Regions from separate parts of the Homo sapiens genome. Here regions 1, 2, 3, 4, 6 and 7 are each linked to region 5. Evidence: chromatin contacts called from ENCODE Hi-C or POLR2A ChIA-PET data. All regions are on one chromosome and are shown on one strand. Each heading gives the region's core, a stretch centred on a gene start or an enhancer-like site at or near the end of the contact. The rest is flanking DNA. Distances are from core to core; before and after follow the strand shown. Region 1 holds the start of RPAP1 (RNA polymerase II associated protein 1). Region 2 holds the start of CCNDBP1 (cyclin D1 binding protein 1). Region 3 holds the start of OIP5 (Opa interacting protein 5). Region 4 holds the start of OIP5-AS1 (OIP5 antisense RNA 1). Region 5 holds the start of TMEM87A (transmembrane protein 87A). Region 6 holds the start of MGA (MAX dimerization protein MGA). Region 7 holds the start of NDUFAF1 (NADH:ubiquinone oxidoreductase complex assembly factor 1).

Region 1 (3,765 bases), core at 1,202-3,701, 730 kb after region 5:
CCTCTCCCTCATCCCGCTGCCTCCATAACTTCTGACCAGGTCTAGTACTATTTTGGACCTCAAGATGACTAAATCCTAGTAGCCGAAATTTACATCTGTAGTTGAAGCCAAGAGGATTATAGATCTGCTATAGTGCGGGACCAGCAGCATCACCTAGAAACTTGGTAGAAATACAAATTTTGGGGCTCTATTAGAAACCTACTGAATCGGCTGGGCACGGTGGCTCACGCCTGTAATCCCAGCACTTTGGGAGGCCAAGGCGGGCAGATCACGAGGTCAGGAGATGGAGACCATCCTGGCTAACACGGTGAAACCCTGTCTCTACTAAAAATACAAAAAAGTAGCCCGGCATGGTGACAGGTGCCTGTAGTCCCAGCTACTCAGGAGGCTGAGGCAGGAGAATGGTGTGAACCCGGGAGGTGCAGGTTGCAGTGAGCTGAGACTGCGCCAGTGCACTCCAGCCTGGGCGACAGAGCGAGACTCTGTCACAAAAAAAAAGGAAACCTACTGAAACAGGCCAGGTGCAGTAGCTCATGCCTGTAATCCCAGCACTTTAGGAAGCTGACGTAGGTGGATCACCTGAGGTCAGGAGCTCGAGACCAGCCTGGCCAACATGGTGAAACCCCGTCTCTACTAAAAATACAAAAATTAGCTGGGCATGGTGGCGGGCGCCTGTAATCCCAGCTACTCGGGAGGCTGAGGCAGGAGAATCACTTGAACCCAGGAGGAGGTTGCAGTGTGCCGAGATCATGCTATTGCACTCCAGCCTGGGCGACAAGAGCAAGACTCCGTCTTAAAAAAAAAAAAAGAAAGAAAAAGAAAAACCTACTGAATCAGAAACTCAGAGGTTGAGGCCCAGCAATCTGTTTCGTTTTGTTTGAAACAGAGTCTGGCTCTGTGGCCCAATCTGGAGTGCAGTGGTTCCATCTTGGCTCACTGCAACCTCCGCTTCCCAGGTTCAAGTGATTCTCCTGGCTCAGCCTCTTGAGTAGCTGGGACTACAGATGGACACCACCATGCCCTGCTAATTTTTATATTTTTAGTAGAGATGGGGTTTCACCATGTTGGTCAGGCTGGTCTCGAACTCCTGACCTTAGGTGATCTGCCAGCTTCAGCCTCCCAAAGTACTGGGATTATAGGCATGTGCCACTGTGCCTGGCCCCAGCAATCTGGTTTAACAAGACTTCCAGTTGATTCTGGTGCCTGTTAAAGTTGGAAAGCCACTGGACTAACATTGGCTGCCCCATGATGTCCTTTGGTCTAGAAATGATTTACTTAAGGTCCTACTATGTGCATGGCAACACGTTGGGTGCTCAGTATTTAGATGCAAAGTACAAGGTCTGGTGCCCACAAGGAACTGACAGTCTATTCAAGGGAACAGGACATAAGCCTGTGAAAAGGTAACCGGTGACAGTTGGTAGTTGGCAGTGTGTTCTTAGCATACCACACAACTGGTGCAGGCGGTGAGATTCCAGGTGAATCCAAGGAAAGTTTGGTGAGTAGGCGTGGCTGGCAGAGGTTTTAGAGTTGACGCCAGCTAGGCCTTAAAGAGTTATCCTTTGGAGACAGGGGTGGCAGGGAAAAGAGGGAGGATTTCCAAGAAGGGAGAGTGGGATGAACAAAGGCAAGATTCTGGAGAAGATGATAACCTTGCTAGCAAGGAAGCTTTATTCCCTCTCTTCTCACCACCACTATTTCTGCAGTGCACACTGGCAGTGTTCTTTCCTTGGGCCTTTTTCATGGTTACCTTCTAGCTCTTCCATAAACACATTCGTCACGTTGGGGTGTGTGTGTGTGTCCACGTTTCTGTGTGCTGCCGTGGGCGTGGGTGCTGGGATGTGGGATGTGGTAACACTGGCTGGTGAGTGCAGAGGGACGTCTGAGGAACGCTGTGTCCCTGCCAGGGGTGTCGTAAGTGCAGAAGGGGCTGTGCCTGCTGTACATCAGAAGCATGTGTGGGCCAGGCGCGGTGGCACATCCTGTAATCACAGCACTTTGGGGGGCCGAGGCGGGCGGATTACCTAAGGTCGGGAGTTCGAGACCAGCTTGGCCAACATGGTGAAACCCCGTCTCTACTAAAAATACAAAAATTAGCCAGACGTGGTGGCGGGCACCTGTAATCCCAGCTACTCGGGAGGCTGAGGCACAAGAATCGCTTGAGCCCGGGAGGCGGAGGTTGCAGTGAGCCGAGATTGCGCCACAGCACTCCAGCCTGTGCGACAGAGCAAGACTCTGTCTCAAAAAAAAAAAAAAAAAAAAAGGATGTGTGTTCTGGGTGATGGTATAGAGCTTACGTGGGGGTAATAAACCGCCAGCCGCGCAGCACCGCGCTCACCAGTCCGCTGCACTGAACAAGCAAAGCCCAGAATGCTCCGAGATAAGACCGGGAGAGGCGGGGCTGGGCTGCGGGGCGGAAGCTGGAATCTGGCGGCGGCGGAAACGCGATCTCTGCGGGGCAAGATGGCGGCGCCCAGACAGGCCTGGAGCACGTAGGTGGCGGGGCTGGAGGGACGGATTTCAGGTGATCTGGGAGGAGGACCCAGGGTAGCGTGTCCAGTTTCTTTGCTGGAACCTGCCTGCGGGCCTTTGGTCTGTAAGGGAGCAACTGTGGCCTCCTCTGTGCATAGATCTCGGGCACGGCCCTTCAACGGGCGGCGAAAGCTGCGACTCGATGATTCCTCATTGTAGAGTTGGGTGGTCCAGGAGGCTTAACTGGAGCCCTTGACCTGAGCGGTAAGGGCAGTCACGCGTCCCGACTCGGGATTGGATCCTGGCTCTGGAGGATAGGCTGCAATGTAAGAGCCCCAGAGACTCCTCAGAGGCCAACATAAACCCAGAGGTCCATTGTTAGGACTACTTTTTTTTACGAGTTACTCTTTAGGCATTACTCTTTAGGATTACAGGCGTGAGCCACCGCGCCCGGCCAACCCATTCTTATTCTATTAATAACTGAAAATGTTATCACTTCTAGCACTGATTGGTTCTGGACAAATCTGCGCTGGATTTGTGGGGAAACACACTGGTGGCTTTACTTAGGACTAAAATAATTGTTACTGAGGTTTATTTATATAAGTAACAGGCACTGGGCTAGGCGTTTTGCGTGTATAGTCATTTAAATCCTCACACATTTCCTATTATATAGGACCTGTTACTCACATTTTACAGTTGTGGAAATGGGACTTAAGACAGCATAGAGGCCGCGCACGGTGGCTCACGCCTGTAATCCCAGCACTTTGGGAGGCCGAGGCGGGCGGGTCACCTGAGATCAGGAGTTCGAGACCAGTCTGGCCAACATGGTGAAACCCCGTCTGTACTAAAAAAATACAAAAAATTAGCCGGGCGTGGTGGCAGGCGCCTGTAATCCCAGCTACTCGGGAGCCTGAGGCAGGAGAATCACTTGAACCCAGGAGGCGGAGGTTGCAGTGTGCCGAGATCGTGCTATTGCACTCCAGCCTGGGCAACAAGAGGGAGAATCTGTCTCAAAAAAAAAAAAAAAAAAAAAAAAAGGACAGCATTGATAATTTGCCTAATTTCGCACATTTAGTGCATTTAGTAAGTAGCGGAACTGGTATTTGACTTCTGGCCTATTGATTCCAAAACTGGTGCCCATAACCCCCTGGCTCTCTTTGTGATGTAGGTATGGCGCACCCTATGAAGTGAGCTGGACTTTGCTTTTGGATCACATGAATCCATGGATAAGTAGGAATTGTTTCTGCTTATGTAGACTCTTATAGGAGTGAATTGTTACCATACTATGGATTCTCA
Region 2 (4,088 bases), core at 1,266-3,765, 910 kb before region 5:
TGTGTGTATATACACACATATATACATATATGTATTTATTTGAATATATGTATATACTTGAATATTTGTATATATTTCAAATAAATCCAAATTCTAACTTTTCATCTATGAGTGAAACTACTGTCCTGAGCATGTATAGAAAATCAGTTCTATGCTGCCTCCTTGTGGTATCTTACTTGCAGTGAGTTTTAGCAGCAAGTCCTAAGTGCATTTGAAAGAAAGGGGTTAGCAGATAAGAAAAATAAGGTAATATTAACTACTCTTTTTGAAATAAGTATTTTCCATGAATCTTTTGAAGTGCTCTCATACAATTCATCTCTTGTTTCCTCATCACAAATCTCAAAGGTAGGCCAGGCACGGTGGCTCACACCTGTAATCCCAACACTGTGGGAGGCCAAGGCAGGCGGATCACTTGAGGTCAGGAGTTCGAGACTAGCCTGCCCAACATGGTGAAACCCCGTCTCAACTAAAAATACAAAAATTAGCCAGGCGTGGTGACAGGTGCCTGTAATCCCAGCTACTCGAGAGGCTGAGGCAGGAGAACTGCTTGAACCCGGTAGGCAGAGGATGCAGTGAGCCCAGACTGTGCCACTGCACTCCAGCCTGAGTGACAGAGAGAGACTCTGTCTCAAAAAAAAAAAAAAAATCTCAAAGGTATGTAGGAGGAGAGAGTTTATCACTGTAGGTACATGCAGCAGAAGATATTTATATCCTTTCCAAACACCTATATATGTAGACTGAAAAATTAAAACAATTGACTATGAAAATCAAATAAGGCAATGAATATGCCATTTTAAAAGAATCTTACTCCTATATTAAGCATACACAACTCTAGAAAAACTGAGCATAGAGCATACGTGGTCATAGCCAACATGTTTACTTTCATTAGTTTTATAATAAAGGAATATTTAAAATGCATAAATCTTTGTTCTAGCAATTCTACTTCCGGGAATTTTTTCTACCAATATACACACATACACAGAATTAGGTAATTCATCACGACACTGTTTGCAGTAATTCTAAGTTGGAAGGTCCAGAACAGTGTTTATGTATCATTTGTGTAAAAAGAAGCTGACACATACAGATAAATGTATATGAATGTATATATGCACAGAATATACGTGGAATAATGCAAAAGGAACTGGGGGAGACAAAAATGAGAAAGTGGGTGGAAAGGTAAACTTAACACACTTTGATATCTGTTGAATTTTGTACTATCTACATATGTTACTGATTAAATATAAAAAATAATATAAAAAGGGTATTATGCAGTATAACAGAATAGGTAGCTTAGACATCAGATAGACCTTGATTTAAATTCTAGCCCCCCTGCTTTTTTTTAAATCTTAAGCTGAGCTTCTGAGCCTCCTTGCTCATCTGTCAGATGGCCATCAAGTATGTGAAAACACCCAGCAAATAAAAAGTGCTTAAAAAATTATCAGAAGGGAAACAACCAGGATAAACTTCAGACTGAACCAATATTTATAAGACCTGCCTACTCCGCGCCAGGAACTGCACTTGGCAATTCGGTCTTCACAACAATCCTGTGAAGTAAAAACGGTAACCTCACTGGACAGATGAAGAAAAGAAATCTCCTGGCGTGCGTGCAAAAGGTGGAAAGAAAATTAGAGGATTCCTAAGGTGTAACTCGGCAGCCCAAGGATTCCACGAAAGTGAAGCCCACCTGTGGAGACGGCAGTGGAAGCTGAGAGAAGACTATGGTCAGAGTCGTGGCTTCCCTTGACACAGTCACAGCTGCCTCATCTGGGGGGTGGCCGAAGAGGAGGCAGGTGCCAATACGTTAGTGCTGCACGGACTTGGAAGACTTCCCTTACCGACCGAGACTTCTCAAAAACACTTCCCGAATGTCGAGGTTAGAATTCTATTTCACCCTCTCAGGTGCTGAGGTGGGTAAGGTACCTCACAGAAAGGATGCAGCGGGGGAGAGCAGTCCCCTCCGTGGGGGACAGCGGGAGGAAAAGGGGTCGGGACGCTGGAGGAACTGAGGCAAGGGGAGCCCGGAAGGAGGCGCACTCACTGAGTCTTCTCCAGAACATCTCTCGATTAAACTCCTCGGTGGTCTCCTGGGCTTCGCCGACTTGTGGGTGTGGCGTGTGGGGGCCGAACGGTGGCGAATGGAAAAGCTGAGGTAAGCGGAGCCACCTCCCTCGCCCAAGCCCGGCTCCCCGCCGCCGCCCCAGCCCGCCCTCTCCGCGACCCCGAGCCCGGCCTCTCCCCGACCCCGAGCCCGGCCTCTCCCCGACCCCGAGCCCGCCCCTGCCGTCGCCCGTTCTAACTCCGTCAGCTCACCCCGCACTCGAGGCAGGAGCAACCGCAGCTCCTCCGCCAAGTGCCGGAGCTGCTCCAAAGGCGAAGCCAGGGTGGGGACTGCGGCTGCAGGTGCAGTTGCGCTCGCCATCTCAGTCGCTTGCCGAAGGCCGCAAACACAGGCCTCCGCTGCCACTGCCGGAGCCGCACTGCGACAGCCGCTCCACTTCCGGGCCACAGCGTCAAGGGCTCGTTTCCGTCAACAAGCCGTCCAGCCCCGTCCCAGAGGCCCTGCCCTGCCTCCTCCCGCCACGAGGCCCGGCCCCGCCCGAGGTCCAGCACCACCCATCCCGTTATCAGAGACCAGGCCTGGCCCCGCCTCCTCCCGCCCCGCCCTGTCCCCTGAGGTACAGCACCAACCATCCCACTCTCAGAGGCCAGGACAGGCCACGCCTTCTCTTGCCCCTTAGGCCAGGCTACACAAGCAAGCCTCAGGCTCACCGTCTTTCTTATTCATCATTCATTCATTTATTTGATTAGTTGAAAACACTTCCGACTAAGGAAGCAGAGAGCCCACAATCCTGTGGGAAAACAGGCCTGGGAACTAATATCTCAGGGGTAGTGAGGGTCGGGCCCAGATCCTCAAAGGTTCCCTGCCCCTGAAATTGCACCTTTGACAGCTGCTGAATTCCAAGCACAGCGGTAAGTGCTTTACATGGGGTAACCCTAAAAAACACACTGGGCCTCAGACACTCCCGTACACACACCCAACCTCTACCCTGTGGATGTCCTAGATAAGGGTTTTCTCTTCACAAAGGTAAATCAACTCTTTGCCTCCTTAGGGAGGGAAGGAATAAAGGCATTATTTTTGAGACTTTTCTGCAGTCCATTCTGCAGGTATCAGTAGTGGGTAATCCCTCCAACGTCCAGGACTCCAAACGAGCAGCTGCTCCCTAAAGCTCACCCACCAATCCTGGCCCTCCACCTGCTACTGGGGTAGAGGCCTGGGCTACAGACACAGAGGCTGGGCTTCTGCCCAGCTGCCAGTGGTGAGACATGGCCTTCAGGAGCTCAGGTGGCTTTTTAACTGCACCATGAAGATTCCAAACTTGGTGGAGTTCAGTGTCCACACATAACGAATGAGAACAGGTGTCAGCAGTGTCAACCAGGTCCGCAAAGGGGAGAATAAAAAAGCTAGGGTGCCGTATGTTGCATAAAGAAAGTAGCAGGAATAAACCTGCCAGATGTACAGCAGTAGCATAAGTAGGTGAACAGGCATAATTTTCAAGTATTTTCTTTGATGGAGATGAGACCTGAAGTTGTGACCAAAGCACCGCTGCAGCAAGCTCCAACACATGTAAGCCATCAAGGGGATGTTAAAAAACGCCAGCTGGAAAAGAACAGAACCATAGCTTACTCCCAAGTCCTTGGAAGAGTTTGGTCTTAATAATGCATTATTAGTGGATCCTAAGACTATGCTGCTATCTGTCTTGGCGTTAGCTAATTTACTTCAAGCACAGTTGCTTATAACACAACAGCTGACTTGTGGCTAGTTGTGTATTTGCCCATGTCCTTTTATTCATCTTAGAGGCAGGTATCATTTAATTTATGCTGAAGTCCCAACTTGTAGTACAGTATCATATACACAGTTAATACCCAATGGTGTTAAGCTGGAATTGAACTGAGTAAATGTATACACACACATACAACAACCCCTCTTTTTTGGTGGAGTGAGGGGAGGACTTGGCTATCAGTATTTTTTTTCTTACCTCCATTTTTGTTTGAGGTAGCATGATAAGTACTGGAATATAAATTAGAGT
Region 3 (3,934 bases), core at 714-3,213, 940 kb after region 5:
CTGAGATATTAAGGCTTTGTTTACGAAGTATAGAGGAGCCACTAACCACTACAGCCCAGAAATATCCCCAAGGAAAACCCTTTGGTCATTCAGCCCCAACAGGCACTTAGGCCCTGATTATTTTGTTTAAACAATTTAGGTCGGGTGGGGTGGCTCACGCCTGTAATCCCAGTACTTTGGGGGCTGAGGCGGGCGGATCAGGAAGTCAGGAGTTCGAGACCAGCCTGACCAACATGGTGAAACCCCATCTCTACTAAAAATACAAAAATTAGCCAGGCGTGGTGACACGCGCCTGTAATCCCAGCTACTCAGGAGGCTGAGGCAGGAGAATCGCTTGAACCCAGGAGGCGGAGGTTGCGGTGAGCCGAGATGGCGCCACTGCACTCCAGCCTGGGCGACAGAGCAAGACTCCGTCTCAAAGAAAAAACAAACAAACAAACAAATAAAAAAAAAATTGTGACGATTGATTTAAGCATTTACTCACTGTCAGTATCACAGCCTGCAGGAGAAACCTCCAGAGTATATAGCAGTATTATGTGGGAAGTCTCAACTATTAACAAAATATATAAAACCGCTATCCTACATTAAATCCCCAAATCTTCTTCTAACATCTTGGGTTTTTTGTTTGTTTTTGTTTTGTTTGAGACTGAGTCTCTCTCTGTCACCGAAGTTGGAGTGCAGTGGTGCGATCTTGGCTCACTGCCACCTCGGCTTCCCAGGTTCAAGCGATTCTTCTGCCTCAGCCTCCCAAGTAGCTGGGATCACAGGCAAAAAGCTTGGATCACAGGCGTGTGCCACCACGCCCGGCTAATTTTTTAAGGGCCAGGCTGGTCTCGAACTCCTGACCTCAGGTGATCCGCCTGCCTCGACCTCCCAAAGTGCTGGGATTACAGGCGTGAGCCACAGCGCCGGGCCAACTCTCCAAACATCTTGTAGCCTCGGAGTCAAAGACCTTACTGGTTTTGATAGAGACCATCAACCCAACAGTCATCAATAAAAATTTACCCAAGGAGGTGCTCCCCTAAAAGTCGATTTTTTTTTTCTGACAGGTCCATCAATAAAGTATCAAGAGATTATCGGCAATATTACAAATCACTGGAGTCTGTTTGGGGTTTTCCAGAAGCTGAGCCAATTATTTACTTAATTGTCTAACGATTAACGACACCCCTTGTGCTTTCTGGGCCTGAGTTTCGTAATCGACGCCCTGAGAGGTATACAGTAATTTCAAAACAAAACAAAACAAAAAACAATAAACCATCCCTCGGAATAGAGCTTATCATGTGAGCACCCAGACAAGCCAGCTTCAAAATGAGGTGAAAACTACAGTTCCTCTTCCGTTTATCAGAGTTCTAACTGGGACTACCGTGAACCACATCTACTGCCCGAGGGGCAGGGAGAGCTGCCTCAGTCCCGGGCTTCCCTCTCGGTCCCTTCGCACCGCATCTCCCCGAGGCCGCTATTCCCGCCGCGCCCGCCCAGGGACCCGCACCGCCAGCGCCGTACCCTCAGGTTGGCCCGGAGACCCAGACTCTTGGCTAAGTTCTGCAGGTCACTGTACTTGAGGGAGTCCAGCTCCTCTAGAGAGGGGATGATCATCGCGATTCGAAATCCCGGCGATACTCGGAAGATGGATCACCAAACTTCGTCAGCGCGGTTCAAATCCCTGGCGCCACTCTTAACTTTGACTAGGCAGAAATTTATAGACAGTTTAAATGAAGAATGCCGCGCTTCCATTGGTTGAAAATGCCTCAAAGGCGGGGTTTCTAACCCTGACCAATAGAAAGGCTGATTTCCCGTCCCAACAGAGGCGCGCTTTTTTCACACTTCACGAATACGCAGGCGCCAAAGGGCCTGTAACGCCTGTTCAGGTAACGAGTGCGCGGACTCGGACTCCAGTGCTTGGATTGCCCATGATGTCCAATGAGGACGCAGGAGCTGTGCTTGGGGCGGGGCCTGGCGTGTATTCGAAAGGAAGGCGCCGGCTGCGGGAAGATGGCGGCTCAGCCGCTGCGGCATCGCTCACGTTGTGCAACGCCGCCCCGGGGGGACTTTTGTGGTGGCACTGAGAGGGCGATTGACCAAGCTTCTTTTACGACCTCCATGGAGTGGGATACGCAGGTGGTGAAGGGGTCCTCGCCGCTCGGCCCCGCAGGGCTGGGGGCTGAGGAGCCAGCCGCCGGCCCGCAGCTGCCGTCTTGGCTGCAGCCTGAGAGGTGCGCTGTGTTCCAGTGCGCACAGTGTCACGCAGTGCTCGCCGACTCGGTGCACCTCGCCTGGGACCTGTCGCGGTCCCTCGGGGCCGTGGTCTTCTCCAGTGAGTGCAGTGAAGCGTTCGGGAAAGGCAGAGGCTAGCCCGAGAGGGTGTTCCCGCTTTCTCCACCGGGTGGCGGAGAACCACCTGGGGAAGAAAACGGGATGAAAAGTTGGAAGCAAATAACTCCTTGGCCTGGGGATGGGGCAGGGAATCGGGGAGTCTCCTGATATTTACGGCCAGGATGAGTCTGTCTAGAGGAGAGATTTTCCATTTCAAGGCCCGCAGAGTATGGGTTCTGACCCGTGTTTGTCTTCCTAGGAGTTACAAATAACGTCGTTTTGGAAGCGCCCTTCCTAGTTGGCATTGAAGGTTCACTCAAAGGCAGGTACGTATTGATAATTACATTGGTCTCTAGTCCCTGACTTTATGAGACTGAGGATCGTGGAACTGACATGTACGAGGAGAAAACAGTTTGGGATGCTGCTTTTACCTGTTTGACTCTTATATGAACTTGATGTATTAATGAAATGAAAAAGTTGTATTTGTGTATTGGTTTTAGGATCTTCCTGAGGGCCACTTCTCCCAGGTGGCTTGTACAAGTGAAGTGAGGCTAAGAAAGATGTATCTAGTAGTGGACAAAAGAAAAAAATAACCTTTTGGTTTACAGTGAGAATAACATACTATAAACTACAATCCTTTTAGATATTAGAACTTTTTGATACAGGGTCTTGCTCTCGCCCAGGCTGGAGTGCACTGGTGCGCTCATAGCTCACTACAGCCCCTACCTTCCTGGCTCAAGCTATCCTCCCAACCTCACCCTCCGGAGTAGCTGGGACTACAGGCACACAGCACCACTCCCGGCTAATTTTTAAATTTTTTGTAGAGGCCTTAGTATGTTGCCCACGCTTGATATTAGAACTTTTAAGTTTGCGATTATGGTTAGTTTGTAATAAGCTATGCCAGGGCTAATTCTTCAGTAACCCCAGAAACTGGAGAAAAACACAACTAGAATGTTATGTACTTGAATACTGCCTGGTAAACTTTGCGACCTGCCTGTACTATGATTTACAAGTGACAATAAAGTAGTCAGTGAATTTGGTATTGCAAGGCTCCTCAATTTTGAGTTTTGGCTTTAACATTGAGACAATTCATTTCATTCTGACCAGTTTGATTCAACGTTACGGTTAAAATATAGGAATTCTTAGTTGCTTTGTCCAGTAACCAGGAAGATTTCTGCAGCTTGGACAAACTTCAAAAACGGAGTTAGACCCACAGCTCCCTTTCTTTTTCCTGAATAAAAGACACTCCCTATCGCTATAGGAGTCCCCTTCCCACCCAAAGGGGACAAAGCAAGAAGGAGCAATTGCCTGCTTGGAATTGGGTGTATTCTGGGGCCAGAGGCAGAAGGTTCCTGAATGTGCTCTTGGAGAGGAGGCTAATGAATCTAGACCCGTGCTGTCCTATACTGTAATCACTAGTCATATGTAGCTATTATATATTATTAAATCTGCATTGAGATATGCTGTGAACACAGAATACACACTGGATTTCAAAGACTTAGTACAGAAAAATTAATCATTTACAAATACTGATTACGGGCCGGGCGTGGTGGCTCACACCTGTAATCACAGCACTTTGGGAGGCCGAGGCGGGCGGATCACAAGGTCAGGAAATCGAGAC
Region 4 (3,812 bases), core at 1-2,500, 990 kb after region 5:
GAGTGTTTATTGGGCATCGTCTTGCTCGCGCGCGCTCTCCTTGCGTCGTAGGTTGGTTGGAATGCACGTCAATCAATAGCACTCGCCCCACTCTTTCGATCCGGATTGGGTCCCAGAATTGAGGTAACAGGGAGAAATGCTTTTGTAATTCAATTATTAAGAATGTAAAATTTCCGCCGTAGAAGCTGTACCACGTGGTAAGATAGTGTGGCTAGGCCGCGTGACTATTTTAAGCCACTGTTAGGTTAAACTGTAGTACTAATAATTTCATTCTCAGGCCCGAGGGTTTTTGTTTTGTTTTGTTTTTTGAGACAGAGTCTCTCACTGTCGCCCAAGCTGGAGTGCAGTGGCGCGATCTTGACTCACTGCAACCTCCGCCTCCCGGGTTTAAACGATTCTCCTGCCTCAGCCCCTCAAGTAGCTGGGACTACAGGCGCATGCCACCACACCCAGCTAATTTTTGTATTTTTAGTAGAGACGAGATTTCACTACGTTGGCCAGACTGGTGTCGAACTCCTGACCTCAGGTGATCCACCCGCCTCGGTCTCCCGAAGTGCTGGGATTACAGGCATGAGCCACCGCGCCCAGGCTTTTAATCCAGGGGTAGCACAACACCTAGGGAAAAAATTTAATGCTTCCAGTTTGTCTCTGTCTTTGACTCTTAAAGGGCCCAAACGTTGTCCGGCTGTTTACAGCTTTGGTCAATACAGGAGAGAAGGATTCGTCACTTTTCTGAAGGCCCTCCTGCATAGAGGAAACCTGCTGTAACTGGCAGTTTTGTTGTTTGCTACACCCAACTGTAGGGCATCCTTTCTTCTGCATCATTTCCCAGAGGGGCAGGTGTCAGGCCTCTGAGCCCAAGCTAAGCCATCATATCCCCTGTGACCTGCACGTATACATCCAGATGGCCTGAAGCAACTGAAGATCCACAAAGAAGTGAAAATAGCCTTAACTGATGACATTCACCATTGTGATTTGTTTCTGCCCCACCCTAACTGATCAATGTACTTTGTAATCTCCCCACCCTTAAGAAGGTTCTTTGTAATTCTCCCCACCCTTGAGAATGTACTTTGTGAGATCCACCCCCTGCCCACAAAACATTGCTCCTAACTCCACCGCCTATCCCAAAACCTGTAAGAACTAATGATAATCCACCACCCTTTGCTGAACTCTCTTTTCCGACTCATCCCACCTGCACCCAGGTGAAATAAACAGGCTTGTTGTTCACACAAAGCCTGTTTGGTGGTCTCTTCACACGGACACGTGACAGCAGGGAGGGTATACGTGGGGTGGCTCCTCTTCGGGGTTATGACAAGCGAGGCCCAGCGTAGGCAGTGTAGGTCCACTGTGCTTGCCAAACACCAAGAGGGCTGTCATCTGGGTGGATTCTTAGAAATGCAGATTCCTGGCCTGGCACGGTGGCTGTAATCCCAGCACTTTGGGAGGCTGAGGCGGGTGGATCAGCTGAGGTCAGGAGTTCAAGACCAGCCTGGCCAACATGGTGAAACCCCAATCTCTACCAAAAATACAAAAATTAGCCAGGTGTGGTGGCACGTGCCTGTAATCCCAGCTACTCAGGAGGCTGAGGCAGGAGAATTGCTTGAACCTGGGAGGCGGAGGTTGCAGTGAGCCAAGACTGTGCCATTACACTCCAGCCTGGGCAAGAGTGAGACTCCATCTCAAAAAAGAAATGCAAAGAAAAAGCCATGTAAAACCAGAGTATGTCACCGCTGAGGCTGCACATGAATGAGGAGGTGGGCAATTTAAGGAATGGACATATACTGGATTTTTAGGCTTTTTCTACATTTAAGGAGTCAGGGAGTCAAGAATAGAAATTGCGTCTTAGCTGGAATGAATGGGAAGTGGCCACGGCTGACAAAACCATGTCGAAGCCAAAAGTGCTGGCCCCTCGATGAATGTTTCCACTTCATATATCCAGGCAGCAGCAGAGTAGACTGCAGCTGACCGTACAGACATAAACTTGAGTAAGGGAGACACTGTGATTTCAAACTTGAAGGGACTAAGTTACATAAAATTCTTGTAAAATGGACAAAAGTTATTTTGTTTCAACCACAAGTATTTATTGATGGATCGAAGATACAATTTTAATGGAACAATAAGGCACAACCGTGGATTAAAACACTTTGCTATACAGCCAAAAGGGGGGAAAATCTATAACCTTAGGAACTTTATGCCAATCAAGAAGCCTCTAAAGTACCTCTCTAATAGATCAGTATCAGACATTCTTCCCTTTTACATAATTCCTATATTACATCACTTAATCATAAAATCTGACTGATACTTCATAAAGAATTCCTCATTCATTTATATTTGAGCCATCCAGCCTGGCTACTCCCCTGTTCTCCACCCTTTTCCATCACTTTGCAGTGGTATTTTTTAGCAATCTTCAATAGTTTTCCAAAGCAAGGAAACAAGCAAGCAAGCAATGAGTCAGAAAGTCAACCAAGGGCAGATGTGTGGCTAAATACACTCATAGAGACATACATTAGGATAGCAATAGCCTGATTCACTGAAGTCTAAACTAAGCTGACTTGGCAGAAAAGTTGCTGTGGCTCGCTCAAAGATCTGTAATGCCACCTTAGGTTGTGCTACTAGTGCCAGACCTCTTGTTTTTAAGGGATTAGCAGTGGTCTAAACAAGAAGCCAGGGAGCTAATGTAACCAGGCAGCTAATGACACAACAGTCAATGCTTTGGACATGTATTAGGAGCAGACTATGGCTTCCGTCATTAACATTTGCCAAGTGTAAAATTCATAAAGAATTTTGCGGCTGAGCACGGTGGCTCATGCCTGTAATCCCAGCACTTTGGGAGGCCGAGGCAGGAGGATCACCTGAGGTCAGGAGTTCAAGACCAACCTGGCCAACATGGTGAAACTCCCTCTCCACTAAAAATGCAAAAATTACCCAGGTATGGTGGCACACGTCTGTAATCCCAGCTACTTGGGAGGCTGAGGTGGGAGAATTGCTTGAACCCAGGAGGCAGAGGTTGCAGTGAGCCAAGATCACGCCACTGCACTCCAGCCTGGGTGACAGAGTGAGACTCCATCTCAAAAAAAAGAATTTTGTGCAAAACTTCAAGACACTAAGGAAACAATCTTTAAATATTTTGGACTGGGGCCAGGCGTGGTGGCTCACACCTGTAATCCCAGCACTTTGGGAGGCTGAGGCAGGCGGATCACGAGGTCAGGAGTTCGAGACCAGCCTGGCCAACATGGTGAAACCCTGTCTCCACTAAAAATACAAAAAATTAGCCGGGCATGGTGGTGCACACCTGTAATCCCAGCTACTTGGGAGGCTGAGGCAGGAGAATCACTTAAATCCAGGAGGCTGAGGTTGCAGTGAGCGATCGCACCACTGCACTCCAGCCTGGGTGACAGAGCAAGACTCTGTCTCAAAAAAAAAAAAAAAAAAAAAAAAAAATTTGGACTGGGATATTAGGCACTTCCGTAACACTAATATTTCTACTTGGAAATGTGAAGTGGAAAACATTCCAGTGCACATAACACTGAGGCATAAACCATGCTGCAAAGGTGTGAATGCATGAGGCTTTATAGGGTGCCCAGCCTCCTTATTAAATAAAAGCCATGAGAAAGTCCCTAGGCATATTGTCAGAGCAGCCATTCTGGTGGTAACGGTGTCCCCAAACTAAGCAAACCTGTAAGCATACTGCTGCTTTTTCAACAGTCAACATTGCACTAACAAGAGGAGCCACACAGGTACAAAGTTGAGAATCAGAGGCCAGAGATAGAGTGATGTGGGCAAGCAACCTAGAAGACTTGGCTCCATACCTC
Region 5 (3,891 bases), core at 1,124-3,623:
GCAAGGTGCTAGAATAAGAACAGAACAGACGTAGAAGGGGAATTTCTTGCTTTTTAAGATGAGGTGACAAACTAGGGGCCATGTTTTTTAAAACCAAGTTTCCAGAAGAGCTGTTTCTGGGATAAAACATGAATGAGATATATGTATATTGAAGTTTGAGTATATGTATTTAAACTAGCCTCCATCTGATTAAAACAACTACAGATTATAAGGAGAAAAAAAAATTACACCGGCTTTCATGCACTAGTGTGGCCGAATGCATCTGTAGTCAGCATGTCCATGATTATGTAGAAAGCTATGACTGAACACAAACGTCGAAATATTATGAAAACAAGCCCAGGCAGATATACTTGGCCATACTAAAAAACTGTTTGTCCTTCACTGAACTCAGTCTTTGTCCGTTTATTTTAATTTATTAAAAAAATTTTTTTTGAGACAGGATCTCGCTCTGCCTCCTACGTTGGAGTGAAGTGGCACGATCTTGGCTTGCTGCAACTGCCGCCTCCTGGGCTCAGGCTATCTTCCTGCCTCAGCCTCCTGAGTAGCTGGGACTACAGGCCCACATCACCACGTCTGGCTAACTTTAAAATTTTTGTAGAGACAGGGATTCAGCATGTTGCCCAGGCTGGTCTGAACTCCTGGGTTCAAGCAATCTGCCCACCTATAGGCCTCCCAAAGTGCTGGGATTACAGGCATGAGCGAACCGGCCCAGTTTATTTTAATCAAGTGTACAAAGATTGGAGAATCTTTTGTTTCCTCTTTACAGCTTCGAAGAATTAACTCTGGGATGATATAGGAAGGGGTGATTATAGATGAATTTGGAAAGCAACATGCCTGAAATTCACGTGTTAAGAGTTCTGATTGCAACTTTTCCACTGTTAATGTTATTTAACCATCCTTTTTTTTTGGAGACAGGGTCTCACTTTGTTGCCCAAGCAGTGGCAAGATCACAGCTCCACTGCAGCCTCCAAATCCATCCTCCCAGTGGTCTCCCAAGTAGCTGGGACTCCGAGGGGGCGGGGAGGGGGTCTCGAACTCCTGAACTCAAGCGATCCTCCCACCTTAGCCTCCCAAAGTGCTGTGGGATTACCTGCGTGAGCCACTGCACCCGGCCTATTTAACCATCCTGAAAGTATTTTATGAGAGGCTATTAATATCAACTAACTTCCCGCGAATTGAGAGAAAAGATAAAGGTCAGCAAATACCAAATACGCAAATAAGAAATGCAATTAAAACACTATTCCCTGTTTCTAGGGACCCTGGGGTCACTCGCTACAGAAGCACTTGGCCTTTACCTTATTTCCTCTTTCACTGCTGCTTCCATGGCTTCTCTGTCACTCCGACCAGCTCCCAGCTCTCAGGACAAGGGCCCTGGGCGATCTTTTAAAAAAGCCGATTGGGTGTCTTTCTAAAATTACAACCAGTACTTCATCGTCAAGTTTCTGGGAAGGGAGTCCCCTCCAGATTCTCATGGAGTGACAAATCTTGACTCTTGCTCCTGGAATTTTTCAGGCCCAAACTAGCGTTTCTACAATGATTTATTTGGCAAATTTGTCTTGATTATGGGTGGCTGATGAGGAACGTGCTTTTGTTAGGAACCGAAACTGGGCGGCGGTGAGGGCGTGTACGCAATGAGTCCTAGAGGGTAAAAATCAAGAGCGTTAAGAACCTGGAAATGCCGAGACGGCCTCCCTGACTGGGACGAAGCATCTGCAGATCTATCTCAGTGGCGGGGTCACGCCACAGATTTTGAAAACTGACCCTCTCTGTCTCCGTTTTCGGTTAAGGGTGGGAAGTGCCGGCCGGGTCTTTGCTGGAGGCTAGGTCTCCAGCCAGATTGTACTGCAGCATCGTACTCTTCAGGGCTAGAAGGGGCCTTTGAAGGTTGTTACACTACCCAGTCTAGGAATCGCGTGTACTCCACCACCGCCGAATTCCAGCCTTTGCTTAAATACCACCCAAACCGGAGAACTCACTACTAGACGCCACTTGGGCAGCCAGGCTTAGGGCTTTTCCAGACTTTCTGGCCCCAAAGTCTGACATTGACTTAGAAGGGATGAAGGGCTGGGGCGAGCGGAAGTAGAGAGCCAAATCCTGCACGGGGTGCCTGCCTGGTCCTAAAACCTTTAACGGCTGGGAGACAGAAAAGACTCAGGCCAGGCTGGCATGTAGCGATCTCTCTAACCCAGCTGACCAGGTTCCAACAGGATGACGCCTGCGCAGTAGGTCCAAAGTCTCACGGCGCACAGACGACTGTCTGAGAGAGGGGCCGCTACGCCGCACAGCAAACAAGCTCCGCGACGTTTCCAGGACCCGGATAATCCCGCCCTTAGAGCAGAGCCGGAAGAAGGCGGGACGAACCGGAAGAGGGTGAAATGCTTTCGGTAGGCACTCCACGGCTGTGAAGATGGCGGCGGCTGCGTGGCTTCAGGTGTTGCCTGTCATTCTTCTGCTTCTGGGAGCTCACCCGTCACCACTGTCGTTTTTCAGTGCGGGACCGGCAACCGTAGCTGCTGCCGACCGGTCCAAATGGCACATTCCGATACCGTCGGTGAGTATTCACTTCACTAACGTCTGAACCTAGAGGAGCAAGGGGTGGGGCTACGGCGGCCCAAGGGGTCCATGAAGGTTCCGCAAAAGTCTCTTCAAAAGGGGTGGGGTTGCTGGGATGGTCTGTGTGGCTAGCCAACTGGGACCCACCTCCCTGGAGTGGAAAGCCGCGCACTTCTGTGATTAGGCTAGCGGGAATGTAAGGGCCACTTCAGCAACAGAAAGGAGTGGTGGAGCGGCTTCTCATCAGAAAAACAGAACTTTCAGTGCCTGACTTGAGATGTAAACTTGATGTACAAACGGAGAGTTGTTTATCTTTCAGATGTTTCACAGAATCCAGTGTCCCCGGGTTGGATAAGAAAGATATGTAAATAGGAGTCTTCATTTCTTTCTTTCTTTTTCTTCCTCTGCACTTCTTGGTCCCTGGGTAATTCTGCTTACGAGATGGTTCGACTTCGCTTCAACTTTGGAATGGCTATTCTAAGCTTTACTGTGTGACTAGAAAGCATAGAGATTTAAGAAATGTGTTTTAACATGGGAATGGTTAAAATTGAAGAAATAGTACTTAAAATTTAATGTGGTAAGGCTAGTCTTTCATTTGGATAATTAACTACATGGGTTGACCCTTTCTGCCCCTTACCCATTTTAAACCTTATTTCAGTAACAGGTATAGTCCTGTGAGCAGACAAAAACCAGATGCAGGGAGGAAATGCTGAAAAGCATTAGCCCCATTAAACCTACGTTGGCCTTTTTGTTTCATTCTGCTCTGCTCACTGACTGTAATGTCCAAATCTTATTTGGGCTTTTATTATGGTAAACGTTATACCTTTTGTTCAGTGGTGAAGATTTTCAGGTGTTCAGTTAGGTTTTTACTTGTTACTAAAATGGTTAATAGTTAAGTCTTTTTAGATTTGAAAATAAAACTCTGGTTATTTGCACACAGAATAGTTCATTAGAAAAAATGATTGGTTATTCTGAGCAGTGATTGGTGAGTAAAGGGAATGAACTGATTAAGGGGTACGTCCCATAAAGATTTAAGTTAAGTTGGAATTTCTAGCAGTCTTAGATAGTTATATGATGCTTTGGTAATTGAAGCCATCTGAGGCTAATTATCTTTCCTTTATGTTTGCAGGGGAAAAATTATTTTAGTTTTGGAAAGATCCTCTTCAGAAATACCACTATCTTCCTGAAGTGTGAGTTTTTGAATTTCATGAAGTTTTAATTTGAATTTTAAAAATTTATAGGTAATGTTTTAAATTACCTATTTTATAAGTTCTGAAATCTAATAGTCTGGCATTATCTAGGTATAAATATTTTTAGTATTACTAAGGTCCTTTTACT
Region 6 (4,189 bases), core at 197-2,696, 610 kb after region 5:
AACCAGCCACCAGACCCTCCCCTGCCAACCCCCTTCCCAGCAGCCGTCACGCCGCCCCCAGGCACTTTCCCTGCAGCCTAGCCGCGGCATCGTGCCCAAAAAGAACGAACAGAGCAAGCAGTTGTTAACCAGGGACTCAGCCGCATAAGCCTGGCAAGCTCTACAACAACACGCGCGGGTGGGCTCGAGACTTCTCATGATCCACGTGTTTGCTCCGGCGAGGCGAACCTTGGGAAAGTTATCTTCCCAATAAAAGAGTGCACTTTGGTTTCTCGTGTTGGTCTGCCATCAGTAACCCCTCCTTTCAGACCTCATTTACCCGTTCCTGCTTCCACCCCGGCCAGAGAAAGAAGGCATTCCCAGGGTTCGAAAGGCAAGGCAAAAATCTGTACAGCAAGACACTACCACTTTTGCACTCCCGACCCAGTCTGAAACGATCCCTAGTTTCCCCATATTCTTCTGACACATAGATCCCTCAACTTTGGCTACTGGAGCTTTGGGGGGGCGGTGGGGGGGTGATGTTAATGTCCCAGATACCTTGCACTGAGGGCAGAGACCTACTTGACCATTTAACAGAAACGGGAAACCCCATAAACAGAACTAGGTAAAAGGCTGCCCCACAGAGGAATAAAGAAAATAACACCTGCTCTTCCCACCTGTTTTCCCCTCCCTCATTTCTGCACTTACACACCACCGGTCCTTTGTTTACCAAGTCCCCACTCCTACAGCTCACTTCCTCGCCCTCCTTTATTAAACTTGACGTCCTGCCTCAAACAATTTGGCCGGAAATTACTTGTTAGAAAAGACGTTTGCACAGGTGTCAAAACGCTGCGCCAAGTTCTCAGAAAAGCGACGCCGACACCGTTTCCCTTGGAGTTCTAGAACCACGAGACCTAGGCTCTAAACTGAAAAGCGCGTAAGCGTGGCTCTCGACCTAGAGCCCGGCGCCGGGCGAGAAGTCGTCACGCGGACCGTACCACGCGGAGCGGCACCCCACACACGCGAGGGCAGGGCCGAGCCATGGGCGCTTCTCACCCCTCCCGCCTCGTGGCCGCTCTCTCTGGCGTCGATGTTCCCAGTTAGGTAGCTGAGCGACGCGGAAGTGAGGCCGGGGACGCGCGCGAGGTGACATGCGCAGCCTCGCTCAGGGACCACAGGGGCGCGCCAAAGGCGGCCCTGCGCAAGGCCCGGCCTGGCGAGGGCGTGCGAAGCTCTCTCAGCGGAACGTTTCTCACGCCGTTCAAATACACAAGAGCTTCAAACTCTCGAAAAACTCCAATCGGGCCAGTACTAAGCGATGCCCTCCACCCAGGCCCGAGAGTTACCGTGCGGGGCGTGGCCGGCCTCACCCGGAGTCCTTCACATCCCGCTGGGGGCGGGTTATTCTGTTCGGTTCGCACACCGTGTGTCCGCTCCAGCTGAAGAGCCTGCGCGCGCGCACCGGACGTCCACGTCACCGCGCACGCGCTCCTACCCGCTCGGAGCCCGCCGCGCAGGCGCAAAAGGAGACGCGAGCAGCACCTCCCTGACCCCTCCCCCAACACCAGGAGTCCAAACGGCCCCAGAGCAGCAGCAAGACCCTTGGGACCCGCCCCCCGAGTGGAAGCCGCTGCTTTTCCGGGTCCCTGCAACCCAGAAAAGCCTACTGAAGGTTCTAGAACCAAGAAAGGCGAGGCAGGAGGGAGGCACCTAAACTCCTCAGGCTTGCACACGAAGCCTTCGTGGAAACTGTGAAACCAATGCCCGGCGGGCCTTTCTCAACTGTGCCTTTCACCCTTTCCCTAGGGCTCCTCGCCGGCTCCGCCCCGGCCGCGCCCAGCCCCACCCACACGGGGCTCCGCAGACCCCCAACCTCCACAAGCCCGTCAAATGAATCTGAGGTCTTCCACCCCGGAGTACCGGGGCTTGGACAGCTCCAGAGCATTGGGAAACCTTGAAGCCAAAGACCTTGAGAGACGGATGGTCGAGTTTACAACATCCACAACCGAAGACGACTAGGAAAATGGGGAGGAGACCGAAAGACTCAGTGCGCAGTTGGAAAGCGAAGAGTTGCCACTAAATTGCCGGATATAAAGATGAAAGATATCTTGATAAAACAGGGAAACGATGCAGGAGTGTGTTATCTAAGCTTTAGTGCCTTGATCCTGTGCATTCAATTTTTGTTTCTTCAAGACATTTAAGCTATGAGGTGCAAAGAAAGTATTAGTGAATATCTATTATGTGTCAGGCAGTTGCTGAAGTAAATCAATGGACAGTATTTCTCCTAACCTTCAAAAAGTAGTTTTCTTTCTCCTTCTCTACTCCTTACCAGCTGTTCTTTCTTCTGTGCTCCTGACACCAGTAAAAAGGAAGCGTAGTTTCTTAAAAGGCAAAAAAGAAGTAGGGAGTAGGAGAGCAGATTTTGTGGTCAATGATCCAAAACTGCCTTCTTTGATAAGAATTAGCAAGCACTGAGAACCTACTACGTGACATGCTATGTGACAATACAAAACACTATGAAGGAGAATGAGAAGACTAAGGAAGGAGTCAACAGAAGGAGGCTTATCCAACACTACTGATCTGACCTACTTTTTACTTAGGAAGGTCATATTTCTCTACACTTTGCTCTTCCTGAGGAGATATACAACAACATTGACAGAAACTGCTGGAATAGTCTGAACTAGAAAACGTGTAGGCTACTTTAGAGACTTCTGAAGGCATTCTGAAACCCCAAGTCAGGCACGGTCAGCAAGAGCATTCAAGATCCTAGGCAAAATTGAAAAGTAACAGTTTAACACCTTCCTCCTCTTCCCTGAACCCAAGAACTTCTTTCCTACAAGCTGCCCTGTCAGAATCTCCCACCTTACCAAGAATGCCTTCCTCTCAAGGATCTGAGGTTTCCTCATAAAAATTTTCCATTTTCTGGGGAAGAAGTAAATTTATGTTGATTTAGCATTAAAATATATGATCATAAGGTGTGAATGACTGGTTAACAACCATGCATCCCCAAAGAGACAAGTTAACCCAAATGATCTCTCTAACTGGGGGATCTGTGAGGACAACTTGGGAAGAAGGGGAATGGAGATTCTCTTTTGGTACTCCTTCCCTACACCAGGCAAACATATAACTAAATACTAGATACTTTAAAAAAACAAAACAAAAAAAAAACGCTGAACTTTGAAGATTCAGTACTACAGATCTCGGTGGGAGAGGAAAACTATCCATAGTTTTTCAAAGTGGAGTCCGCCTAACCTAGAGAGGTCGGGAGATGTCAAGAATCTGAGGGTCCTATGAGAACTTTTAAGTGTTTTTAGATGATATTCTAAAAATAATCATACCACCACACACATTTCAGGGATCCAGTTTGGATTTACCATCATGCAGGTACCAAGTAACCGCTTGTTTTTCTTTTTTATTTTTTGTTTGCTTTGAGTAACCACTTAAATGGTTACATTCAACTTTTAATGCAGCATTCTCATACTAAAGTTCTTGGTTGTATACTTTGGATAATGTAAGAAATTTCCTCCTTTAAAAGGCATCCATATATAACCGAAGGTTTAAGAATGCCAAGCTAACTGCTAAAGTGATGCTCCTAAGTTCCACCTTTTTCAGTTATCATAGCTCAACTTATTGGTCCAGCCTAACACAAAAGTCTTTGCCTTGATTTTCCTAGACTGCACGTTCAAGTAGATTTTTCTGAATATTAAGGGGAAACAAACAAAAAACTAGAGAGAATGCATGCAATTAAACAGTCTGGCCTAGAATGTACACAGTTTTGATCCTAGATTGTTCTATAAACACATAGGCACTATCTCATTTACATGCACACTTTTCCTATTCAGCAAATATCTGAGTGCCTACTATATGCTGAGGATAGGGGAAAGGCTGGCACCCCATGCACTTTTCAGATGTCTACAGCAGAACCCCAAAGATTGGCACAACTTAAGTAACAGAATCCACCAAGACAAACTTCCTCATCCAATCTATTCAGATCCAATCCTTTCGGTTCTGATTTCTAAAACATCCTCTGTCAACTGACAAAAAGACCTCACTCTTCAGATGAAACCACTACCATGAACAAACTCCTGGACTATGGCCTTGTTTAAAATATCAATATAATAAAGAACATTCATAAAATAAGGGCTACATACAGACTGAGTTGCAAAAGATGCTTGTTTTTTTTTTTGTTTTGTTTTGTTTTTACAAAAAG
Region 7 (4,104 bases), core at 764-3,263, 870 kb after region 5:
GAGCCAAGGACAGTCAAGCATTTCCATCCTAGAAGGATGTGGCCATTTACAGAAATAGGGAGACAGGAGGAATTAGTAGGAGGAAAAATGACACATTTAGTTTTAGACATTTAGTTTTCTTTATTGCTCAAGGATATTTCCTAAAAAACAACAACAAAAAGACATTTCGATTTTTTCTTTTTCTGAGACGGAGTCTGGCTCTGTGGCCCAGGCTGGAGTGCAGTGGTGCGATCTCGGCTCACTGCAAGCTCCGTCTCCCGGGTTCACGCCATTCTCCTGCCTCAGTCTCCTGAGTAGCTGGGACTACAGGCGCCCGCCAGCACGCCCGGCCAATTTTTTTGTATTTTTAGTAGAGACGGGGTTTCACCGTGTTAGCCAGGATGGTCTCGATCTCCTGACCTTGTGATCCGCCCGCCTCGGCCTCCCAAAGTGCTGGGATTACAGGCGTGAACCACCGCGCCCGGCCGATAACTTATATTTGAAACTAGAAAAGAGGTAGAGGCAGGATGGGCCATGGAGAGACAGCCCGCATTAAAGGTTGTGGGAAGAGAATAGAAGAGTCAGTGATGGGGGCAGAAAGGTAAGGTTTGAGGGGGCAAGTGTAGAGTCTAGAGAAGCCAAGCCGAATTTGAGGAAGAGGAGGCGGCGCGGAAACTAGTGAAGGAGAAAACATGGAAAGGGCTAGTGTATTTAGTGAGCTCCTTCGGAACCTTAGAGAACAAAGGTGTTACGGAACTATATGCTCTCAAATTCACACTAAGCACTAAATTCCCGCCGCTATGGTACATTCTGGGGAAAGGAAAAACAGCGCAGTCTGGACCCAAGAAAGCTCACAGCGTGGCAAAGGAAGTGAGAAGTGAGTGAAAGATACAATGTTGATTCTGTCTTCCCTGGCAGTAAGAAAAAAAAACAAAAACAAACAATGTTTAAGTGCTTTGGCCGGGCATGGTGGCTCACGCCTGTAATACCAGCACTTTGGGAGGCCGAGGTGGGTGGATCATGAGGTCAGGATTTCGAGACCAGCCTGGCCAACATGGCGAAACCCCATCTCTACTAAAAATACAAAAATTATCCGGGTGTGGTGGCACACACCTGTAATCCCAGCTACTTGGGAGGCTGAGGCAGGAGAATTGCTCCAACCCAGGAGTCGGAGGTTGCAGATCGCGCCACTGCACTACAGCCTGGGCAACAGAGTGAGACTCCGTCTCAAAAAAAAAAAGTGCTTTAAGAGAGGTGTGCACAAGGTACAAACAGATGCCCTGAGCAACTGGCGACCGTGTGGGGCGAGACTCGGGAAGGGCTGGTAGGAGGGGCTGCTGTCCAGGTGCGTGGTGGTCCTCAAGAATTCATGGGGGCAATTCCAGCAGAATCGGCCTTTTGAGGCCTCAGGCAGTTCTTGTGGGGACCGAGGCGACAGATAAGGAAGGAAGGGATACAGGCGCGTTAGCAATAACTGGGTTCTATTTGAAAGACGCAGGGGGCCGGGCTTGGTGGCTCGCGCCTGTAATCTCAGCACTTTGGGAGGCCGAGGCGGGTGGATCACGAGGTCAGGAGATCGAGATCATCCCGGCTAACATGGTGAAACCCCGTCTCTACTAAAAATACAAAAATTAGTCGGGCATGATGGCGCGCACCTGTAATCCCAGCTACTCGGGAGGCTGAGGCAGGAGAATCGCTTGAATCTGGGAGGCAGAGGTTGTAGTGAGCCGAGATCGCGCCACTGCACTCCAGCCTGGGCGACAGAGCGAGAATCCGTCTCAAAAAAAAAAAAAAAAAAAAAGACGCAGGGATGGAGTTTGCCGCCTGAAAGGATACAGGAAGGAGAGGCGAAAAACTTATCTGAATTCTCACTGCTTCCTTACAACTGGCGACCAAGTGGACCAAAAACCTCCAAAAACCTCAGTTGGCTGGGCTACGGGGTCCTTGCTGTCCTTCCTGGGCTTCTGTACTCGGCCGGAACTTTGGTGTTCTGACGCCTTGTTTGGCATCGGAAGGGAAAAGCAGATGGACCTATACGGGTAAAGTGGCTTCTGGGCGGAAGGTACACTATAGGCTCGGGGAGGTAAGCGGCGGCAGGCCGGCGGTTGGTGTGTCCCGGGTGTGGGGAGGCGACAGAGCCCTGGCACTTGAGGGTTGAGGGGGCCTCCCCAGCGCGGCGAACCGTCTAGCCTCCGGAGGCCAGGCCGTGAGTGCGGGAGGTATACGCCAAGGCGGAAGAATTTTGCCACTCACTACCTGTGTGACCTCGGGTAAATTAGCCTTGGAACGTCAGTTTCTTCGTCTCTATAATTGAAATAATAATAGTACCTCTCTCAGGATTGTTGTGAGCCGTCAGTGAAACACTTAGAGCAGTTTCTGGCACATGGTAAGGCATGGATAGCTTTACTAATTCTACTCACTTCTAGCTGCGTGGATTGTGTTGTCAAAACCCACCGTCAACCTCAGGGCGGTATTGTCCAGTTAATAGTTTAGATTTTCTGTTTACTGGTAGAAAAAAAAAAATGAAACAAAGCATTTATAATTAAAGTTATATTATTAGAGAAGTAACACTACGGAGGGTTTGGAAAACATTTTATGAGCTATCATTTGTTTCTCAAATTTCGGTATGTGTAGAGGTAAAATCATTTAAGTGCAACCGGCGCGGGGGAATTTAAATATTATCCATAATTCCGGGACCTCAGATCAACTGTTAATTTTTCCTGGTTCCCTTAACGTTTATAATACATGTGAAAACATACTGTTTACATGGTTTTGATTTATCAACAAACCTTATTGATAATGTCGGCTGGGCGCGGTGGCTCACGCCTGTAATCCCAGCACTTTGGGAGGCCGAGGCGGGCGGATCACTTGAGGTCAGGAGTTCGAGACCAGCCTGGCCAACATGGTGAAACCCTGTCTCTACTAAAAATACAAAAATTAGCTGGGCGTGGTGGCGCACGCCTGTAATCCCAGTGACTGAGGCAAGAGAATTGCTTGAAACCAGGAGGTGGAGGTTACAATGAGCCGAGATCGCACAACTGCACTCCAACTTGGGGGACAGAGCTGGACTCTGTCTTAAAAAAAAAAAAAAAAAAGTTGGGCATGGTGGCGGGCACCTGTAATTTCAGCCACTCGGGAGGCAGAGGCAGGAGAAGCACTTGAACCCGGGAGGCGGAGGTTGCAGTGAGCCAGGGTCGTGCCATTGCACTCCAGCCTGGGTGACAGAGCGAGACTCCATCTCAAAAAAAAAAAAAAAAAAAAAGGTTGGGCGCCGTGGCTGACGCCTGTAATCCCAGTACTTTAGGAGGCCCATGTAGGCGGATCACCTGAGGTCAGGAGTTCGAGACCACTCTGGCCAACATAGTGGAACCTCATCTCTACTGAAAAAACAAAAACAAAAACAAAAATTAGCCGGGCATGGTGGCGCCCGCCTGTAATCCCAGCTATTCAGGAGGCTGAGACAAGAGAATCGCTTGAACCCAGGAGGCGGAGATTGCAGTGAGCGGAGATCTCTAGCCTGGTGACAGAGCAAGACTCCGTCTCAAAAAAAAAAAAAAGTATTGATAATGTCATTTTACCTATTGGTGTCTGTATCCTACAGAAAGGAAATACGTATCTGACTTGTTTCATAGGATTTGTGTGTGGATGGCATGAGATAATATATATCAGGGTGATATGAAAGTGTTAGGAGTAGGCTGGGCATGGTGGCTCACACCTGTAATCACAGTACTTTGGGAGAACAAGGCAGGTGGATCACGTGGTCAGGAGATCGAGACCATCCTGGCTAACACGGTGAAACCCTGTCTCTATTAAAAATCCAAAAAAAAAAAAAAAAAAAAAATAGCTGGGCATGGTGGCGGGCGCCTGTAGTCCCAGCTACTCGCGAGGCTGAGGCAGGAGAATGGCGTGAACCCGGGAGGCGGAGCTTGCAGTGAGCCGAGATCGTGCCACTGCACTCCAGCCTGGGTGACAGAGTGAGACTCTGTCTCAAAAAAGAAAAAAAAAAGTATTAGGAGTGGTATTCATCAGGTGCAGTGGCTCACGCCTGTAATCCCAGGTACTCCAGAGGCTGAGGCAGGAGGATCACTTGAACCCAGGAGTTAGAGACTCGTCTGAGCAACATAA

Evidence for each region. Hi-C counts contacts between places; a loop is a spot of excess contacts on that map. ChIA-PET counts read pairs that join two places held with the same protein, here RNA polymerase II (POLR2A). Pooled maps may share reads with other maps.
Region 1: a loop to region 5 is called in a map of CD8-positive, alpha-beta T cell, with 25 times the contacts of the local background. The contact joins the promoter of RPAP1 here to the promoter of TMEM87A in region 5. A Hi-C loop is called at or near these places in 3 of 168 maps with a recorded cell type or tissue (CD4-positive, alpha-beta T cell and CD8-positive, alpha-beta T cell), 2 of 37 single-sample maps with no recorded cell type and 7 of 50 pooled maps. POLR2A ChIA-PET finds 5 or more read pairs at or near these places in 1 of 52 experiments (HepG2).
Region 2: a map of CD8-positive, alpha-beta T cell shows a loop between it and region 5 (5-fold over the local background). The contact joins the promoter of CCNDBP1 here to the promoter of TMEM87A in region 5. A Hi-C loop is called at or near these places in 2 of 168 maps with a recorded cell type or tissue (CD8-positive, alpha-beta T cell and naive thymus-derived CD4-positive, alpha-beta T cell), 2 of 37 single-sample maps with no recorded cell type and 11 of 50 pooled maps. POLR2A ChIA-PET finds 5 or more read pairs at or near these places in 4 of 52 experiments (A673, CD4-positive, alpha-beta T cell and activated CD4-positive, alpha-beta T cell).
Region 3: a map of CD4-positive, alpha-beta memory T cell shows a loop between it and region 5 (21-fold over the local background). The contact joins the promoter of OIP5 here to the promoter of TMEM87A in region 5. A Hi-C loop is called at or near these places in 2 of 168 maps with a recorded cell type or tissue (CD4-positive, alpha-beta memory T cell and naive thymus-derived CD4-positive, alpha-beta T cell), 2 of 37 single-sample maps with no recorded cell type and 12 of 50 pooled maps. POLR2A ChIA-PET finds 5 or more read pairs at or near these places in 5 of 52 experiments (GM10248, GM12878, OCI-LY7 and 2 more).
Region 4: a loop to region 5 is called in a map of naive thymus-derived CD4-positive, alpha-beta T cell, with 5 times the contacts of the local background. The contact joins the promoter of OIP5-AS1 here to the promoter of TMEM87A in region 5. A Hi-C loop is called at or near these places in 1 of 168 maps with a recorded cell type or tissue (naive thymus-derived CD4-positive, alpha-beta T cell) and 8 of 50 pooled maps. POLR2A ChIA-PET finds 5 or more read pairs at or near these places in 2 of 52 experiments (CD4-positive, alpha-beta T cell and common myeloid progenitor, CD34-positive).
Region 6: a loop to region 5 is called in a map of CD8-positive, alpha-beta T cell, with 23 times the contacts of the local background. The contact joins the promoter of MGA here to the promoter of TMEM87A in region 5. A Hi-C loop is called at or near these places in 3 of 168 maps with a recorded cell type or tissue (CD8-positive, alpha-beta T cell and naive thymus-derived CD4-positive, alpha-beta T cell), 6 of 37 single-sample maps with no recorded cell type and 15 of 50 pooled maps. POLR2A ChIA-PET finds 5 or more read pairs at or near these places in 4 of 52 experiments (CD4-positive, alpha-beta T cell, CD4-positive, alpha-beta memory T cell, activated B cell and 1 more).
Region 7: a loop to region 5 is called in a map of naive thymus-derived CD4-positive, alpha-beta T cell, with 37 times the contacts of the local background. The contact joins the promoter of NDUFAF1 here to the promoter of TMEM87A in region 5. A Hi-C loop is called at or near these places in 5 of 168 maps with a recorded cell type or tissue (B cell, CD4-positive, alpha-beta T cell, CD8-positive, alpha-beta T cell and 1 more), 1 of 37 single-sample maps with no recorded cell type and 11 of 50 pooled maps.

Annotation. Positions count from the first base shown.
Region 1 is chr15:41,542,943-41,546,707 of GRCh38, reverse strand. It overlaps RPAP1 (RNA polymerase II associated protein 1), which reads left to right and starts at 2,451. Exons shown (of 25, transcript NM_015540.4): 1 at 2,451-2,489. RefSeq lists enhancers at 2,307-2,696, 2,630-3,211 and a silencer at 3,691-3,765.
Region 2 is chr15:43,183,830-43,187,917 of GRCh38, reverse strand. CCNDBP1 (cyclin D1 binding protein 1) reads right to left here and starts at 2,515. Exons shown (of 11, transcript NM_012142.5): 1 at 2,311-2,515; 2 at 2,039-2,098; 3 at 1,685-1,764. The coding sequence starts at 2,419. It overlaps TMEM62 (transmembrane protein 62), which reads right to left. Exons shown (of 14, transcript NM_024956.4): 14 at 2,774-3,658. The coding sequence ends at 3,332. LOC124903478 (a long non-coding RNA gene) reads left to right here and starts at 2,031. Exons shown (of 2, transcript XR_007064604.1): 1 at 2,031-2,149. RefSeq lists an enhancer at 1,910-2,009 and silencers at 2,180-2,269, 2,490-2,789.
Region 3 is chr15:41,330,620-41,334,553 of GRCh38, reverse strand. OIP5 (Opa interacting protein 5) reads left to right here and starts at 1,963. Exons shown (of 5, transcript NM_007280.2): 1 at 1,963-2,314; 2 at 2,573-2,639. The coding sequence starts at 1,993. NUSAP1 (nucleolar and spindle associated protein 1) reads right to left here and starts at 1,673. Exons shown (of 11, transcript NM_016359.5): 1 at 1,504-1,673. The coding sequence starts at 1,596. RefSeq lists an enhancer at 1,950-2,209.
Region 4 is chr15:41,280,135-41,283,946 of GRCh38, reverse strand. It overlaps OIP5-AS1 (OIP5 antisense RNA 1), which reads right to left and starts at 1,250. Exons shown (of 5, transcript NR_152821.1): 1 at 1,229-1,250. It overlaps CHP1 (calcineurin like EF-hand protein 1), which reads right to left. Exons shown (of 7, transcript NM_007236.5): 7 at 2,060-3,812. RefSeq lists an enhancer at 321-1,062.
Region 5 is chr15:42,271,915-42,275,805 of GRCh38, reverse strand. It overlaps TMEM87A (transmembrane protein 87A), which reads left to right and starts at 2,373. Exons shown (of 20, transcript NM_015497.5): 1 at 2,373-2,551; 2 at 3,683-3,743. The coding sequence starts at 2,408. GANC (glucosidase alpha, neutral C) reads right to left here and starts at 2,605. Exons shown (of 24, transcript NM_198141.3): 1 at 1,296-2,605. The coding sequence starts at 1,324. RefSeq lists enhancers at 1,212-2,411, 2,384-2,613, 2,774-3,023.
Region 6 is chr15:41,657,662-41,661,850 of GRCh38, reverse strand. It overlaps MGA (MAX dimerization protein MGA), which reads right to left and starts at 1,446. Exons shown (of 24, transcript NM_001400225.1): 1 at 1,326-1,446.
Region 7 is chr15:41,400,405-41,404,508 of GRCh38, reverse strand. NDUFAF1 (NADH:ubiquinone oxidoreductase complex assembly factor 1) reads left to right here and starts at 2,013. Exons shown (of 5, transcript NM_016013.4): 1 at 2,013-2,365.